Linked DNA regions of Homo sapiens: region 2 is linked to region 1. A link is a loop called in an ENCODE intact Hi-C map of the cell type or tissue named here. Cell type or tissue: sigmoid colon. All regions are shown on one strand. Each heading gives the region's core, and the rest is flanking DNA. Links, peaks and the distances in the headings are about the cores only.

What was found. Hi-C counts contacts between places; a loop is a spot of excess contacts. Peaks named below come from ENCODE experiments on the same cell type or tissue, not always from the same donor. Only the 100,000 strongest peaks of a DNase experiment are listed, where the experiment ranks them.
Region 2: a loop joins it to region 1, with 21 times the contacts of the local background. A loop is called at or near these places in 2 of 110 quality-filtered maps.

The regions. Positions count from the first base shown.
Region 1 is chr10:80,229,169-80,237,504 of GRCh38, forward strand. LOC124902470 (a long non-coding RNA gene) reads left to right here. Exons shown (of 3, transcript XR_007062217.1): 1 at 1-23; 2 at 4,496-4,615; 3 at 6,111-6,784. Among named protein-coding and RNA genes, the nearest start is that of LINC00857, 26 kb to the left of the region's middle. RefSeq lists an enhancer at 5,551-5,940. In sigmoid colon, for the core only: no CTCF peak of the experiment used is centred there; no DNase peak of the experiment used is centred there.
Region 2 is chr10:79,925,932-79,934,267 of GRCh38, forward strand. It overlaps the pseudogene BMS1P21. Among named protein-coding and RNA genes, the nearest start is that of SFTPD, 19 kb to the right of the region's middle. In sigmoid colon, for the core only: a CTCF peak has its summit at 3,685 (motif pointing left); a DNase peak (open chromatin) is centred at 3,660; H3K27me3 peaks cover 555 bases.

The DNA.
Region 1 (8,336 bases), core at 108-8,107:
TGAAAGAGGACTCAGGGCTCCAGGTGAGAACACAGCCCTGCTGGCACCTTGATTGAAGCTGGCAAGACCCCAAGTGGAAAGCTCAGCCACACCACGCCTGGGCCTCTGGCCTACAGATCCACAAGCTAACAGTTGGCTTTAAGCTGCTAAATTTGAGGATTGGTTGTGTAGCACTGGCAAACAAACATAGTAGTTGTATTCATCAGCATTTTTCTGTATTTATTTCACCTTCTGAGCTTAAAAAAATCATTCTTGGAAGGCTGGGCGCAGTGGCTCATGCCTGTAATCCCAGCACTTTGGGAGGCTGAGCTGGGTGTATCACTTGAGGTCAGGAGTTCAAGACCAGCCTGGCCAACATGGTGAAACCCCATCTCCACTAAAAATACAAAAATTGGCCAGGTATGGTGGTGGGTGCCTGTAATCCCAGCTACTTGGGAGGCCTAGGCAGGAGAATCACTTGAATCCAGGAGGCAGAGGTTGCAGTGAGCCAAGATCACACCACTGCACCCCAGCCTGGGTGACGGAGGGAGATTCTGTCTCAAAAAAAAAAAATCATTCTCATAATTGATATTTTCTTCTAAAATTTTTACAGTTTAATTTTTCACATTTAAGTATTCCAAATCAAATTTTTTCTATGGTATGAGGTAGAGCTCTGGTTTCTCTTTTCCCCCATAATGATAACAATTTTTCCTGGAACTACTTATTGAAGAGCCCATCATTTCTTCACAGATCTGCAATTACAATTCAGTCATGAATCCAATTTCTATGTAAAGGAGCGTTGGTTTCTGGCCTCTTTATTTTGTGTCATTATTTAACTTGTCTATCACGGTGTAATTGTGTAAACCAGTCTGCCTTAATTACTGTAGCTTCCTAGTTATCTGCTAGATGTCTGCTAAAGTAACTTCCTCATCTTATTCTTCAAGAGTATCTTGGCTTTTGGCTTTTTCAAATAAGATTTAAAATAGATTATCAAATTTCATTACAGGCTCACTCCTGTAATCCCAGCACTTTGGGAGGCTGAGGCGGATGGATCACCTGAGGTCAGGAGTTTGAGACCAGCCTGGCCAAAATGGGGAAATCCTGTCTCTACTAAAAATGCGAAAATTAGCTGGGTGTGGTGGCGTAAGCCTGTACTGCCAGCTACTAGGGAGACTGAGGCAGGAGACAGGAGAATCACTTGAACCTGGGAGGCGGAGATTGCAGTGAGCTGAGATCACACCTTTGCATTATATCCTGGGCCACAGAGCAAGACTCCGTATCAAAAAAAAAAAAAAAAAAGCTGTTAGGATTTGTTTGAATTATAGTACATGTTGTAGCTATAAATCAGTTGGGAGACTGACATCTTCAAAAGACTGAATATCCCAATCTATAAATATGGCCCTATCCTTTTCAAACTAATGCAGGAACAGAAAACCAAACACTACATGTTCTCATGTATAAGTGAGAGACAAATAATGAGCACACATGGATGCATAGAGGGGAACAACAGACTCTGGGGCCTATGGGAAGATGGAGGGTGGGAAGAGGGAGAGGAGCAGAAAAAATAACTAGTGGGTACTGGGCTTAATACCTGGGTGATGAAATAATCTGTGCAGCAAACTCCCATGACGAGAGTTTAACTATGTAACAAACCTGCACATGTACTCCTGAACTTCAAATAAAAGCTAGAATATGACCTGCGTCTCTTTTGCCTAAGACTTCTTTAATGTTTTTCTCTTGTTCTTGTTGTTTTTGTTTTTGTTTTGTTTTTGAGACACAGTCGCATTCTGTTGCCCAGGCTAAAGTGCAATGGCACGACCTCGGCTCACTGCAACCTCTGCCTTCCGGGTTCTAAGAGGTTCTCCTGCCTCAGCCTCCCCAGTAGCTAAGATTACAGGCACATGCCACCATGCCCAGCTACTTTTGTATTTTTAGTAGATACGGGGTTTCCCCAAGTTGGCCACGCTGGACTCGAATTCCTGACCTCAGGTGATCCACCTGCCTCAGCCTCCTAAAGTGCTGGGATTATAGGCGTGAGTCACCATGCCTGGCCTCTTTAATAGCTTTCATAAAGATATATAATTTTTTCCACTTACACATCTTTTGTTAAATTTATTTTTAGGCATTTTGTATCCTTTATTGTAACCATAAATGGTATCTTTTTAAAATTTGTCTTTTCTGTTTGTGGCTGCTAGAAGTACGAATGATTTTTATATTTTGTATCCCACATTCTTGCTGAATATTCTTATCCATACTTTAAAAAAAAAAAAATTTGAGATGGTCTTTCACCACGTTGCCCAGGCTGGTCTCGAACTCCTAAGCTCAAGCAATCCTCCCACCTCGGACTCCCAAAGTGCTGGGATTACAGGCATGAGCTACTGCACCAGGCCTAAATATTCTTATCCATTCTAATAACTTAGCTGTAGATTCTCTTTGCCTTAATTTCTTTAATAGATATAGGATAATTTGGATTTTGTAATTTGTGTCTTTTGAGGAAATTTGTCAGTTTCATCTAGCTGTCAAGTTTATTGACTTGAAGTTGTTTATAATATTCTTTTATTTTTAATATCTGTAGGATTTAATTGATATCTTCTTTTTGTTCTCAAAATTGGACATTATGTCTTTTTTCCTGACGAGTCTTGCTGGAAGTCTTGTTTTGTTTCTGCTAGGATTTTATCATGTAGTTGTGTTGTATTGTCCATGAGTTTTTGGTTTTGTCATCTAGTTACTCCGTTGGTGTGTGATGATGAGGGGAGATTTAAAAGTGACGTCATCGTCATTGCTGCCATTTTCTAGAAACCTACGCTTTTATTTTTGAAGTATATTTCAGTGGGTAGAATTTTATGTTGGCAGATTTTTTTCATTTCAACATGAAAAATGTCATTCCGTGGGTTTCTGGCTTCTGTAGTTTCTGATGAAAAGTCCTTCTCCTACTTATTGTTGTTTCTTTGAAAGTAATATGTCTTTTTTTCCTCTGGCTTCTTTTGAATGTCTCCTTTTATCTTTTTTTTAGCAATTTAATCACGACTTTTTTTCTATTCACCTGCTTAGGATTTGCAGACATTCCTGTCTGTGAATTAATGTCTTTTATTTGTTTTGAGATTTGTGGGGGAACATTTTCTCTTTTTTAAAATTTCCTTTTATTTTTATTTTTATTTTTTTGTTGTTGTTGTTGTTGTTGTTGTTGTTGTTGTTGTTGTTGTTGTTGAGACAGAGTCTCACTCTGTCACCCAGGCTGGAGTGCAGTGGTGCGATCTTGGCTCACTGCAAACATCGCCTTCTGGGTTCATGCCATTCTCCTGCCTCAGCCTCCCAAATAGCTGGGACTACAGGCGCCCGCCACCACACCCAGCTAATTTTTTGTATTTATGGTAGAGACGGGGTTTCCCTGTGTTAGCCAGGAAGGGTTCGATCTTCTGACCTTGTGATCCACCTGCCTCGGCCTCCCACAGTGCTGGGATTACAGGCATGAGCCACCGTGCCCGGCCTATTTATTTATGTTTTTTGAGACAGAGTCTCACACTGTCGTCCAGACTGGAGTGCAGTGGTGCAATCTTGGCTCACTGCAACCTTCGCCTCCCAGGTTCAAGCAATTCTCCTGCCTCAGCCTCCAGAGTAGCTGGAACTACAGGCACCCACCACCATGCCCGGATAATTTTTGTATTTTTAGTAGAGGTGCTCTCTACCTCCTGTTATGGAGGAGGTAGAAACTGGTCTCAGTCTGGTCCAGTCTGGTCTCAAACTCCTGACCTCAAGTGATCTGCCCGCCTCGGCCTCCCAAAGTGCTGGGATTACAGGTGTGAACCACTGTACCCAACCCCATTTTCTCTTTAAATAGAGGTACTGTTCCACTTCCTTTCTGGTTCTGGGACTCTAATTCCTCACAAGTTAGACCTGTCTGGTATGTTCCACGTCTCTTGTTAACTTTCCTATATTTCCCATCTTTTTCTCTCTCTCTCTAACCTTCAATTTCAGTGTTTTCTACTAACCTAACTTCCACTTCTTTAATCCTCTCTTCTGTTTTGTCTAATTTGCTGATAAATCCATCTATTGGGTTTTTAATTTCTGTTATTTTCTCAATTCTATATTCTTTTTAATCCTTAAAAAATAAAGTCCAGGTATTTGGTGAAATTCTCTATATTTTCTTGTTATTTTATTTTATTTTTTTGAGACAGAGTTTCACTCTTGTAGCCCAGGATGGGGTGCAATGGTACGATCTCAGCTCATGCAACCTCTGCCTCTTGGGTTCAAGCAATTCTCCCATCTCAGCCTCCCAAGTAGCCGGGACTACAGGTGTGCACCACCACACCCGGTCAATTTTTGTATTTTTGGTAGAGATCGGGTTTTACCATGTTAGCCAAGCTTGTCTCAAACTCCTGACTTCCAGTGATCTGCCCACCTCAGCCTCCCAAAGTGCTGGGATTACAGGTGTGAGCCACTGCACCCCACCAATATTGACTTTTTAAGCTATGTAATAGATTGACACTCACCATAAGCCTCTGCCCTTGTTCTGCAGGTCGTGAAGGTGTTGATTGTCCTGACCCCACAGTTTCTGTCCCGTGACAAGGACCAGCTGACCAAGGAGCTGCAGCAGCATGTAAAGTCAGTGACAGTCTCATGCAAGTCCCCAAGGAAGGTGAGTGAGGGCAGATGGAAGGGGTCTGGTGCCCCTGAATAGCTCCCAGTGCTTCTGCCCCATGTCTCATAGGGTGGCTGTGCAGGGGAAAGCTTAGGCAGTCACAGTACTGGCTTTTTCTTCTGCAGAAGAAGGAATTTGGTTTAGGGATGGGATGGCATAGTTGATTTATTTGGATGGAAATTGCTATCTTGTGTAAGAAACGCAAAAGGAATCATTGCTGGCATGTTAACCTAAAGACAAAAATCAGTCAAGTGCCCAAGGATATTTTTAAAAAGGTTATTTATAGTCCTGTACAAATTTAAAAAAAAAATCCAAATCAGCAGCTTTCAAACTTTTTCTAACATGATTCATAGGAAGAAATATGTTCTGTTTTGCAACTCAAAATATATATACATACATATAACAAACAAAAATTAGTAGAATGATATTTATCTTTATAAATGCAATGCATTCTGATATGTTTATTTTAATTCAATGCCTTGTGCAACCTACAAAAAGTCAAACAATAGAGAAATAAGGTTTTCATAAAATTGAATATAACCCTGCAATTTAAAATAATGATTCAGTTTTTTATATATTTAACATATATCTCAACACATATTAAGAGAAAAAAGCGTACTGTGAAAAAGTATACGTGGTATTATCCTACCCGTTTGAAAATAAAGTGCAAAGAGATACATATGCCAAAAAGTTAACACTTCCTTCTTTGTAATACTTTGCTGCAGTGTCTGAGTATTTACAGTCAATACACATTATGAAGCTACATGGCTAACCTTGACTGAGTACTCACTGTGTGTGCCAGCCCCTAGGCTCAATGCTTTACATGGATTTTTATTTCATTAAATCCTCTCCTCCACCTGAGATAGCATAGCAAACCATTTTACAAAAACAAAACTGAGGCTCGGAGACTCAAAGTCAAATGCCCGAGGTTGCAGTCATTAAGAGGCAGGGCTGAAACTGAAACCTATGTGTGTCTGACAACAAGTTCATGTTCTGAGGGTAGGCTAGCCTGCTTCACAGAGCATGAAATAGATGGTGCATGCCTGCTACGATGGGCCAGATATCACTGTAGGTTCAGTGGACAGCCCCAGACAATGGAAATTTACAACACTGAAGGTTCTTATCCTGCTCATGCGGCACGTCCACCATGGCTCTGCTGGGCCTTGTGCTTCACATCCCCTCATCCACCAACAGGATAAAAGGAGCAGCCTCCACCTGTCAGCTTCTCTAAGAGATGGAGGAGAGGGTGGCCAGTCTCAGTGGCTCCCAACTCTTCTGTCTTGAAGTGACACGCTTCACTTCCACTCACAGGTCCTGAGTCACATCACACGGCTACATCCACCTTCAAAGGGTCAAGGGGAGAACCTGACACACTCGGTGGATTCCATTAAGGCCACCATATGGTGTCAGCCTGTGTGGGAGACTGTGGAGGGGCAGAGGAGGAGGGTAGGGAATTGGTAAGTCACTGTGGATTTCCCTTATACTTAACCAGATGGAGTTTGTCCCGGAGCTGCCGAAAACTGTCACTGGAAAGATTAAACAAGGTGAACTTGAGAAAAGGAGCTTGGTCAGATGTAATCAGCAGTGAACTCGGAACCAACTGGCACCTTCGGCAAATCCCTGGCCACTTCAGTCTCCCCACTAGGGCGGGGTGATGATGAGACATTGAGAGGGTTGATTTGGAAAAGCATCAGGAGGGCCACAATTCCAATGTTTTTCTTTTCTTTTTCTTTCTTTTCTTTTTTTTTTTTTTTTTTGAGACAGAACTTCATTCTTGTTGCCCAGGCTGGAGTGCAGTGGCGTGATCCTGGCTCACTGCAACCTCCGCCTCCTGGGTTCAAGCCCTTCTCCCATCTCAGCCTCCTGAGTAGCTGGGACTGCAGGTGCCCGCCACCACACCCAGCTAATTTTTGTATTTTTAGTAGAAATAGAGTTTCACCGTGTTGGCCAGGCTGGTCTTGAACTACTGTCCTCAGGTGATCCACCCACCTCAGCATTTCAAAATGCTGGGATTTCAGGCGTGAGCCACCGCACCCGGACTGTTTTTGTTATTTTAAGTTACATTCAGTTACTCTGCTTCCTCCAAGTCCTCTCTGTGTCTTTAGAATTTCCCAGGTGAGTACACAGATTGGAGTTCCAGGTAATAAAATATTAATTTCGACAATACCCTGTGTGAAGCATTTGTTCTGGGAATGAACCTATGTTAAATGCCCTCCTTCTGTAGTTCTCCCTAATCCACAACCTGAAATATGTTGAGACCAGATTCTCCCTCCTGGCACCAGTTTCTCAGGGTAGCCCTAAGCACCCTTCAATGGCCAAGACACAGGGGTCCAGGAGGTGTGCCCCATGTGGCACCGGGCACGTGCCTGTGCCCTGGAGTGAGGCCCCAGGAAGGCCGGGGCAGGGCAGATGTCCTGGGTGGTCAGCCTTGGCTTGGGGACTATATTTGCCTGCCAGACCACCGCTGCCTCCCCCACCCAATGGTCCTTTGTGTCCCCCAATAGTGCCCATGTGCACATGTGCCCCAGCCTAAACCTGGCATGTGTGAGTGAGGGCCTCAGCCTCTGGGCACCCAGCACTCCTCTAGCCCTGCCCCTAGCTATCCCCTGTAGTCACCTACACATCAGACCTTCCAAGTGGCCCAGGAGCTCTGTCCCCGAGCCCTTCCTAGAGGACCTCACTCATTCACCCTCCCAGGGCCCAGGCTCCCTCCAGCCCAGAATCCTCCCCCAACAGACAATCTTCCTTCTTTCAGTATAACTCTCTCCGGCGACCCAGAGTCCTCCTCACAACCCTGGCCTGGAGTCCTGTGACCTGACCCTTCATGCCATCCCTCCTTGGGGCCTAAGAGGGACCACCAGGGGGCCACCAGAGGCTCAGAAAAGCAGGGGCAGAAAAGGCCCTGCCGGGGGATGAGAGAAGCACATGCTGTCCCCTTCTCAGCCACTCCTGGAGGTCAGCATTGGAGAGGCCTCTCTGTGACTGCCAACTTCCGAGGTGCACAAACCCAGAAACTCACAGGGAGATAAACAGATACCGCAAGCACAGAGACACAGGGGCACAAAACCACCCCAGCTTCACCTGGGCACTCAGGAGTATGGCCCACGGACAGGCACATAAACACACACACCAGGAGGACACAGATACACACACAGAACCATGAGACACAGCCCCACAGGGCTGACTCTACACACAGTGGACACCCACGTGTGCGCACACGTGCTCACATACACACACACACACACACACACACACACACACTGGCACAGACCCACAGGCAGAGAATCAGACATAGAACACACACACTACACAAAACATAAACACACAAATACAAACACAATCAGGGACACCCAAAGGAGAAGCAAATTCACACGCACACACCTCAACACATACACAAAGATACAGAAGCCAGGTATACACAGACACTCTCACCGGGGGCACACATGCCAGAGACACACACATTACCCAATCAGAAACACAAACACAGATTTGCACAACCAACACACACTCATTCAGAAAGAAAGGACACCCAAATGCGTACAAAGATAGAGAAAAACACAGAGCCACCCTGAGACAGCTACACAGAGACATAATCACAGACACAGACACTCAGATGCACAGATGAATATATGCAGATTTACGCACCCAAACATGCACACACTCCCAGACCCCAGCCCACAGTACAACCAGAGGTGGCACTCCAGAGGGCAATCCTGGG
Region 2 (8,336 bases), core at 254-8,253, 300 kb before region 1:
AACAGACAATGATTGACATCTCTTGCACAGGGAACCCAGTGAAGCCACACACTCCACGGACAGGCCTGAGGAGCCCCAGGCAGCTCATTCCCCTGAGACTGCAGGAGTGGGGATGACTGTGAGCAACCTCTTGAGCCCTGCCGTTTGTTCGAATGGAGGAGATGTCTCTGCCATTCATTTCTCACGTTGGTTTTTGGACCGCAGAGCTGAAAGACATCTCCTAGCTGCAGTCTTCCTTTGCTGCCTCTTGCATGGAGTAAGAACCTGAAGGCCATGCTCAGAGCATTCCTGGAAGGGAAGCTGGTGTTCAGAACTCTGTGCAGCCTGGGCTCTGGCTCTGGGCCATGCCCAGGGGAGAAGAAGGCCTCGGTCTCTGTGCACTATGTTAGGGCCGAAGGAGAAATGGCTTGGTGGATGGGAAGTTCAGATTTTGGGAGCAGGAGACAGGGGTTTCAGGTTAGCTCCCTGACTAATGTACTCAGTGGCATGTCGGTTTCCTGGGCCTCCATTTCCCTATCTATAAATAGGTCACTAAAGACTTCTTTCCTCTAAAACTTAATGAATCAATTGTCACACACAAGTCCAGAGTGTAGGAGCCAATTCAGGAGCAAAGTGGCAGGATCTGAGTTTTTGTGTGTGTGTTATTTTGTAGAGATAAGGTTTCACCATGTTGTCCAGGCTGGTCTCGAACTCCTGAGCCCAGGAGATCCCCCCACCTAGGCCTCCCAAAGTGGTGAGATTACAGGTATGAGCTACTGTGCCCGGCCCTGTTTTCAGTTTTTGTTTCCTGGCAATTCTGTCCAAAGTAATTGTGGGCTAAATATCAGCTACTTCTGAATTCTACAAAAGACAGTCTGGGTAAATTAGAATGACAAATATACCTTGGCCTCAAGGTGGGAACTTCGGATTTAAATTATGTCTGCAGAAGTAGAGACACAGCAAGTATAATCACAATTTGCCTCCTGTGTCTGAATGAAAACAGCTACCAAAGCCTGTGACACTCGAGGCTCAGGCTCCTGCCTGGGTCTGAATCCTGGAATTGTAGGGCCTTGTGCCTGCAGGACACTGTTTTCTCAGAGTCCTACAGCTCTGCTGCTTCACTTTATCCATGTCCAAGCCAGAAGATGGGGAATGGGGTACCAGCTGAGGGCCCAGTGTTCATATCTTTCAAATCTTCTTCCTGCTGGTGCCAGCCAGCCTCCCTTCTCTGTGGCTGTCAGAGGGGGACCAGTGCCAGGGGTCACAGTCAGTCCCTGGACTTGCCCTCTGTGTCACAGCAGAGCCTCTGACCTGGAAGGCTGTTTGCTTGTCATTATGTAACTGGTCTGTGCTTTTGAGCCTGCCAAAGCTCAGGGTTTTTCCATTCTGGAAAGGGATTGGTTGCTATCAGAGGGCCTGGGCTGGAGATGCCGGGAAGTAGATTTTATAAAACGATGTTGTCCTGGTAACCCTGAGTGGCTGATGGGCTGCTGGGAAGAGGGGAGGAGATCAGGGCAGTGGGCCATCTGGGAAAGGGTGCTTACAACCCTGGTGGCCACTGTGTGAGGAATAGACAGTGTCCCCAACTATGAACCTGTGGTTTGTCCAGCAAACACAGGTGTATGTTTCAAAAAAGCTGGGGGCAAGCAGCCATTCATTAACCAAGCAAATGCCTTGGGTGAGGCTAGCCATTGCCAACCCACAGCCCAGCCTGCCCTGCCCTGGCTTATGCTTGTGCCACCTTGTACCTCTCTTCTGAGTAGTGACCAGCAGAATTGACTGGAATGCTTGACAAAATCATAGGCTCTTGGCCTCATTCTGGACCCAGTGAGTGAAAACCTCAGAAATCTGTCATCTTCATGGGTTCCTCAGGTGAACCGGATGTTTGGCCAGTTTTGAAACCACTGCCCCAAGAAATGCAGACACCACAGTGGCTTTCTGCCTGCCTCTCACCGTACAGTGCAGCCCTGGAGCCTGGAAGCCAGCATTTTCCCATTCCTTACAGGCCCCTCATGAGGTGAAGGGAGTGCTGCTTAACTGTATAGTGTCAGACCCCAAATAATCTCCCTCAACGGACCAGCGCCCCGCTAGTGAAAACCAACTGCAGACCTAAACCTTCCCTATTTCCAGGGTTTCACTGCTTCCTGTGACTTTAGGGAGGAGGTCTGAGGTTGAGACAGCTCTGAGGAGCTTCAGAGCACGTGAGGCACTGGATGCGTGAGACCTTGAGGGGGGAATTGTGTGCACATGGGCTTGGGGCTGTTTGTGTGTATTGTTGTACATGTGTGAGTGTGTGTTGAGTGCTTGTATGGAAACCAGCAATCCAGTATGGAAACCAGAACCCAGTGCTTGATGTTCTCAGCATCCTGCCACTGGCGGGGGCTCAGCCCCTACCTCCCCAGCCTGTCTCCAGGTTTACCTCTGCCTACTCCCCACTGAAGAACATTGGCTCGGGCTGACCCCGGAGACTCTGGGTGAGGAGTTGAGGTGCTTGGTCATGGACAAAAGGTCCTCTGTAAGGGGTCCTAAGCTGTGTTCTAGGACACCGGGGGGTCCACAGAGATTGAGCACTAATATGATCCTCTTCCCCTGCCAGGTCTTGGATTGTATGTCACCATTCCCCCCACCACCCGAGTCCCTACCTGACCACTGAAGCTAAGGTTGCTCCAACCCCAGTCACCATTACAACACTCCATTTTATTTTCTTCTAAGAATTATGGTTATCTGATATCATCTTGGCTATCTGCTTAAGTTATGTCAGTGTTGCAAAGTCATTAAGAATAAGGAATCTAGCTGGGGTCAGTGGCTCACGCCTGTAACCCCAGCACTTTGGGAGGCTGAAGGGGGCAGATCATCTGAGCTCAGGAGTTCAAGACCAGCCTGGGCAACACAGCCAAACCCCACCTCTAAAAATACAAAAAATTAGGCGGGCATGTTGGCGCATGACTGTAATCCCACCTACTCAGGAGGCTGAGGCAGGAGGATTATTTGAGCCCAGGAAGCAGAGGTTGCAGTGAGCAGAGATCGTGCCATTGTGCCCCAGTCAGGGCAATGGAGTGAGACTCTGTCTCAAAAAAAAATAAAATAAAATAATAAAAATAAAAATAAAAATAAAAAGAGTAAGGATTCTGGAGTCAGACTGCCTGGATTCAAATCCTGGTTCTACCAGTTTGCACCTGTGTGACCTGGGCAAGTCACATAATACACTCTCTGTGTGTTAGTTCCCGTCTTGGTAAAATTGGGATCATGACAGTGTCCACCTCAGAGGGTTGTTGAAGGAATAGATGAACTGATATAAGCAAGGCAATTAGGACAGCACTGGCCTGCAATAAATGCCATGCAAACATTAGTCCCTGCTGTTGTTATTAGTACAAGACCATATCACTCACTTCTGCAGTCCCACTGCCTTGAAAAGGGCTGGGAACCACATACACACTCAATAACTGTTGAATGAATAAGTGAATGAATAATGAATGAATGAATCTGAGTCCTCCACCAAAATGTGTGACCCAATTCCCTTCTCTGGAGCTTAACTCAGCTCTAAGCTGGATCCAAGAGAGAAACAGCAAAACTCATTTTGGAATATGGTTACGGACACAGCCTCCTTTCTCTGATAATTGAGTATCCCTGGCCCCGGCAGCAGTGGCCATGTGCAGCTGGTGCTGTGGCCTCGTGCTGCCCCCTGCTGGTTGCCTCCAAGACAAGGCCAGCAAACCCAGAGAGACTCAAGCCCAGCCAGGTGAGTGGTGGGATCACATGAGCACCTTGTCTGCAACTTCGGATGCTCCCGCTTTCCTCCTCTCGACGATTGTCCTGGTTGCTTTGCTCACTGGGGTTGTGCCCCCACCCTGCAGGGCCAGGGCCAGACGCACGCTCCTACTGCGTGACCGCAGGTCTTCAGCATGCTGGATCCCGACAGCCCTCAGTGCACAGCAAGCCCCGGGGACTGGCGGGATGCTCTGCTCCTTGTCTATACATCTGTCTCCTTTCCAAGCCTAGAATGTGATCTCTTTAGGGCAGGACCCACAGGCCACCCCCACACTCTCCTTGCCTGCCCCTCCACAGGTCTCTGTGGCCGAGGCAATTTCAGAATCCCCTCAAGACAGGACTTTGCTGCTGCTCTTGCCCGAGCCCTGTCGGGGCTGGATTTGTGGGCTTCTCTCTGGGTTCCCTTTGCGGACTTTTTGGGTATCTCTCTCAAATGCAGTCACTTTTTTCTTTCCTCAGCATCAGCAGGGAAAGAATCTGGACTTTTCTCTGAATCAGGTTCTTTTGGAGAACACTACTAAGTATATGCTTGTGATTTTCGTGTGATGACCTCGCGTCATTTCAAAAGGACAAAGGGGTTCAGGCTGGGAACCTGTAACTCAGGACAGTTTAGGGACTCTGCCTGGGACCCATCAGGCCACCAGCAGAGGGTCCGGTGCACAGATGGATGGTGGGGATCTCCTAGGGGATCTCAAATGGAAATGACATTGTTGTTCCGCCAGCTTCTACACTGTTCTTGTTTCTTGTTCTTGGGCTTCCTGGGAAGTCAGCTGGTGGAAGCACAGGATTCTTGCAGAAGTCCCTGAAGGTGCCTTCACTGGGTGCATGATGAAGCTGGGGGCAACCCCCTTGTTGGGTACCCTATGGACCTGCAGGGCAGTGCCCTCTTAAGCCAAGGATGACAAACATTAGCACACATACTTACCCTCTCCTCCCCGATATCTGTGCCAGATGCAACTAATCAACGATCTCCTACACAGCCTGGAAAAGATCCTGAAAGCCATTTAACCCCACAGTCATTACCAAGGGATGTGAGATGGTGTGGGGAAAAAGACTCATTGTCCAGCCCTCCAGCCCTGCCCAGAGCTCCTGATGTGTCCAGCTTCCTATCCCCATGAGAATCTATGACCTTGACAATTACAGAAGTACCACCAAAAGCCATATGCCGAGTTGCATGTGAGACCCTTTTCCCCAGTGAGAGCATCCTCTGGAGACCTCACCTTGCCCAGCAGTGCTGACCCTTTCCTGTGCTGTCTGCAAGCAGTTCCTGGGTGGTCATCTCTCCTACACTGATGGGATCTGGTTCCCAAGCACCCCAAGGGCAGGAATCAGAAAAGGTCATGAACATTTTGGATTCACTATGTGAAAAGGGTCTGGGGAGTCCAGAGGTAGAAGCTCCCAACCATGGCTGAGATGGAGGGGAAGGTGATGAGACATGGTTTAACATCACACTCACTGTTATATGGTCGTGCTTGCCTAATGCACCAAGATTATGAGCTAAATTCCACATCAGATAAAAAGCAGTGCCGCTTTCCTCCTCAGCCAGGGAGATGTAAACCACCTGGAGCTTCAGGGCAAGGAGTGTAAAATCTGACCCCAAGCCACAGAGCAAAAGCAAGGGAAGGATGGGAAGGGATGCCAAATTCCCTGAGTTCTTGCTGCTTTCAATTCTGATCAATGCCTAAAAGGAAGTGAATATGTTATCTCAAAATTCTTTTTATCTTTTTTGTATCTCTGCTCCTTTCTTATCGCTACTACATATGTTGGCTTTTTTTTTTCTTATACAGATTTATCAACATGTATTTGTCTAATTCAACTCTTAAAAAGTCTAGTTTCTGAGATAATTTGTCATATCTATTATTGCTTTTTGTCGTTGTCAACACAGGGTCTTGCTCTGTCTTCCATGCTGAAGTGCGGTGTCACAATCATGGCTCACTGCAGCCTCGACTTCCTGGGCTCAAGTGATCCTCCTGCCTCAGCCTCACAAGTATCTGGGACTTCAGGTGCACGCCACCACACCTGGCTAATATTTATTTATTTATTATAGAGACAGGATCTCCGTATGTTGTCCAGGCTGGTCTTTAACTCCTGACCTCAAGTGATCCTCCCCAATCAGCCTCCCAAAGTGCTGGGATAACAGGTATGAGCCACCATGCCCAACTTATTTCTATTATTGTCATTTGTTTTATATTTCATTAATTTCACTTTTATATTTATTTGTTTTGTCCTTTTTTTGTTGTTTTAAAAATTTGTTTTAAGAAGATGAACACTTAGTTCAACTATTTTCAGTCCATGTTTTTTTATTTTTAAAATTTTAGTAATGAAAGCAAAGTTACTTATTTCCTCTGAGTATAGCTGTAACTCTATCTCATAGATTTTGGGATACATATTACTGTTTCATTAAGGTTTAAAAATTACTACTAAGATTATGCATTTTTCACGTATCAGTACTATTGGCCATTAGTATTTCTTCCTTTATGAATTTCCTCTTCTCATTCTTATGCCATTTTCCTATTTAGATATTCATTATTTTCTTATTGATTTATCTGTTGTGTACATTGCAAATACATAACCACTTTTCTTTTACATTGTGTTTTACTTTTCAGTAGAAAAGTTTTACGTATTTCTTATGTAGTCAGATATATCAATATTATCACTTTGGGTTCCCCTGTCTGATAACATTCTTAGATAGCTCTTTTTCCTTCCAAGACTACATAAATTGTTACTTATATTTTCTTCTAATTTTAATTTGTATATGTAATAAAATAATCTGATTTTACACTTCCTCTAAATGTTTATTTAACCCAGAATGATTCATTGGTAAGTCATTGTTTTCCTATGATTTTGGCATTCTCTCTTTATCATGCATATAGAACACATACGTGTATATATACATACTTGAGCCCATTTTTAGCCTTTCTATTCTTCTTCATTGTTCTATTTCTGTGTCATTAATATACAACTTCAATTATGCTAGTTTTATAAAACCCTCTAACATAGATGGGTCAAGTTCATCCTAGTTATCCTATTTTAAGCAATTTTCCTAACCCTTGAGAGTCATTCTTTCATAAGAGCTTTAGAATCACTTCATGAAGTCCTCACACCTTCCTCCACTCCCTCTTTTCTTTCCTGTGAACATTGTATAGGGGTACAGTAAGTGTCTAGGTTCTCTGCGGGATCCCCATCCCTCTCATCCTCTCTCTGTTCTCTCAGGCCGTCTCTCTAGCTGGGGGCCAAGCATCCCCTTCCTGCCCTGATCCTTCCCTCTGGTCACAGAATGCGTTTGCTTGGCCTGAAGTTGTCATCAGAACTTTCAGCCCTGGCCTGGCCCCAGGCACTTACGCTTCAAATGAAGTATTAAGGGAATTAAAAAATAAATATGTACAAGGGCTGGCAATGAGGCCACTCTGCAATTTCCTCAGATCAAAGGGCCTAGAGACATCTTAAAAACACTTTATTCAACCCTACAAACAGGACTTACATAAGGACCATTCTGCTCAGGCAGGGTGCTGCTAAGTCCCTCTCTGTGGCTCAAAGGTGTTTCAGCCAGGTAGTCTGAGATTGCCTACAGACTCTTAAGTAAATAGAGGGCAAACATGTTAATATTCAAATGTATCCAGGAAGGATGGGTGCTGCAGTAACAACCCCCAAATATCACTCAGAGTACAAGTCCATTGCCTAGATCCAGGCAGTTGCTTTCCATGCATCTGCTCAGGTTCCAGAATGTTTGATTGTACAACAACTTTATTATTATTATTATTATTATTATTATTATTATTGAGACAGGGTCTCACTCTGTCGCCTAGGCTGGAGTGCAGTGGCGCAATCTCTGCCCACTGCAACCTCCACCTCACGGGTTCAAGTGATTCTCCCTTCTCAGCTTCCCAAGTAGCTGGGATTACAGGCACGTGCCAGCACTCCCAACTAATTTTTGTATTTTTAGGAGAGACAGGGTTTTGCCCATGTTGGTCAGGCTGGTCTTGAACTCCTGACCTCAAAGTGATCCAGCCGCCTCGGCCTCCCAAAGTGCTGGGATTATAGACGTGAGCCACCGCACCTGGCCTTGTACAAGAACTTTATATCTACCAATCTGTCTATAATCACAGAAGACATGGCAGCAGACGAGAGGGCATTTTAGAAATGTATACCCACTCTTTTCTGCTTCTCCCCAGGAGTGACCCACATCACAGGTTCATGCCTGCCTTCAAAAGTCCTCTCAGTGAAAGATTGGCGAGAAACAGTAAAACCTACCATAAGATGCCAGGCCTGCTGTTAGCCATAGAGAGGTCTAATAGTCACAGGCAATTAGAGTGGACAGTAATGAAGACTGCTTTGATCTCTGAGTGGCTTGGTAATTGCACAAAGAGAGGTCTCTTCTCTATTCTCATGGTTAAAACTCTTATCATCCGTCCATTCATTCTAAATCCACTTGTTGAGCACCGCTATTGTCCATTGCCAGAACAATCCTGCAGCTTACTCATCTTGTTATGTTAGGGAAGTGCAGGATCACGAGGGCATGACTAGCCATGTCAATCTTTGTATCCAATGCCTGGATAAATATTTGACATACAGATTAAGACTGCATTTCT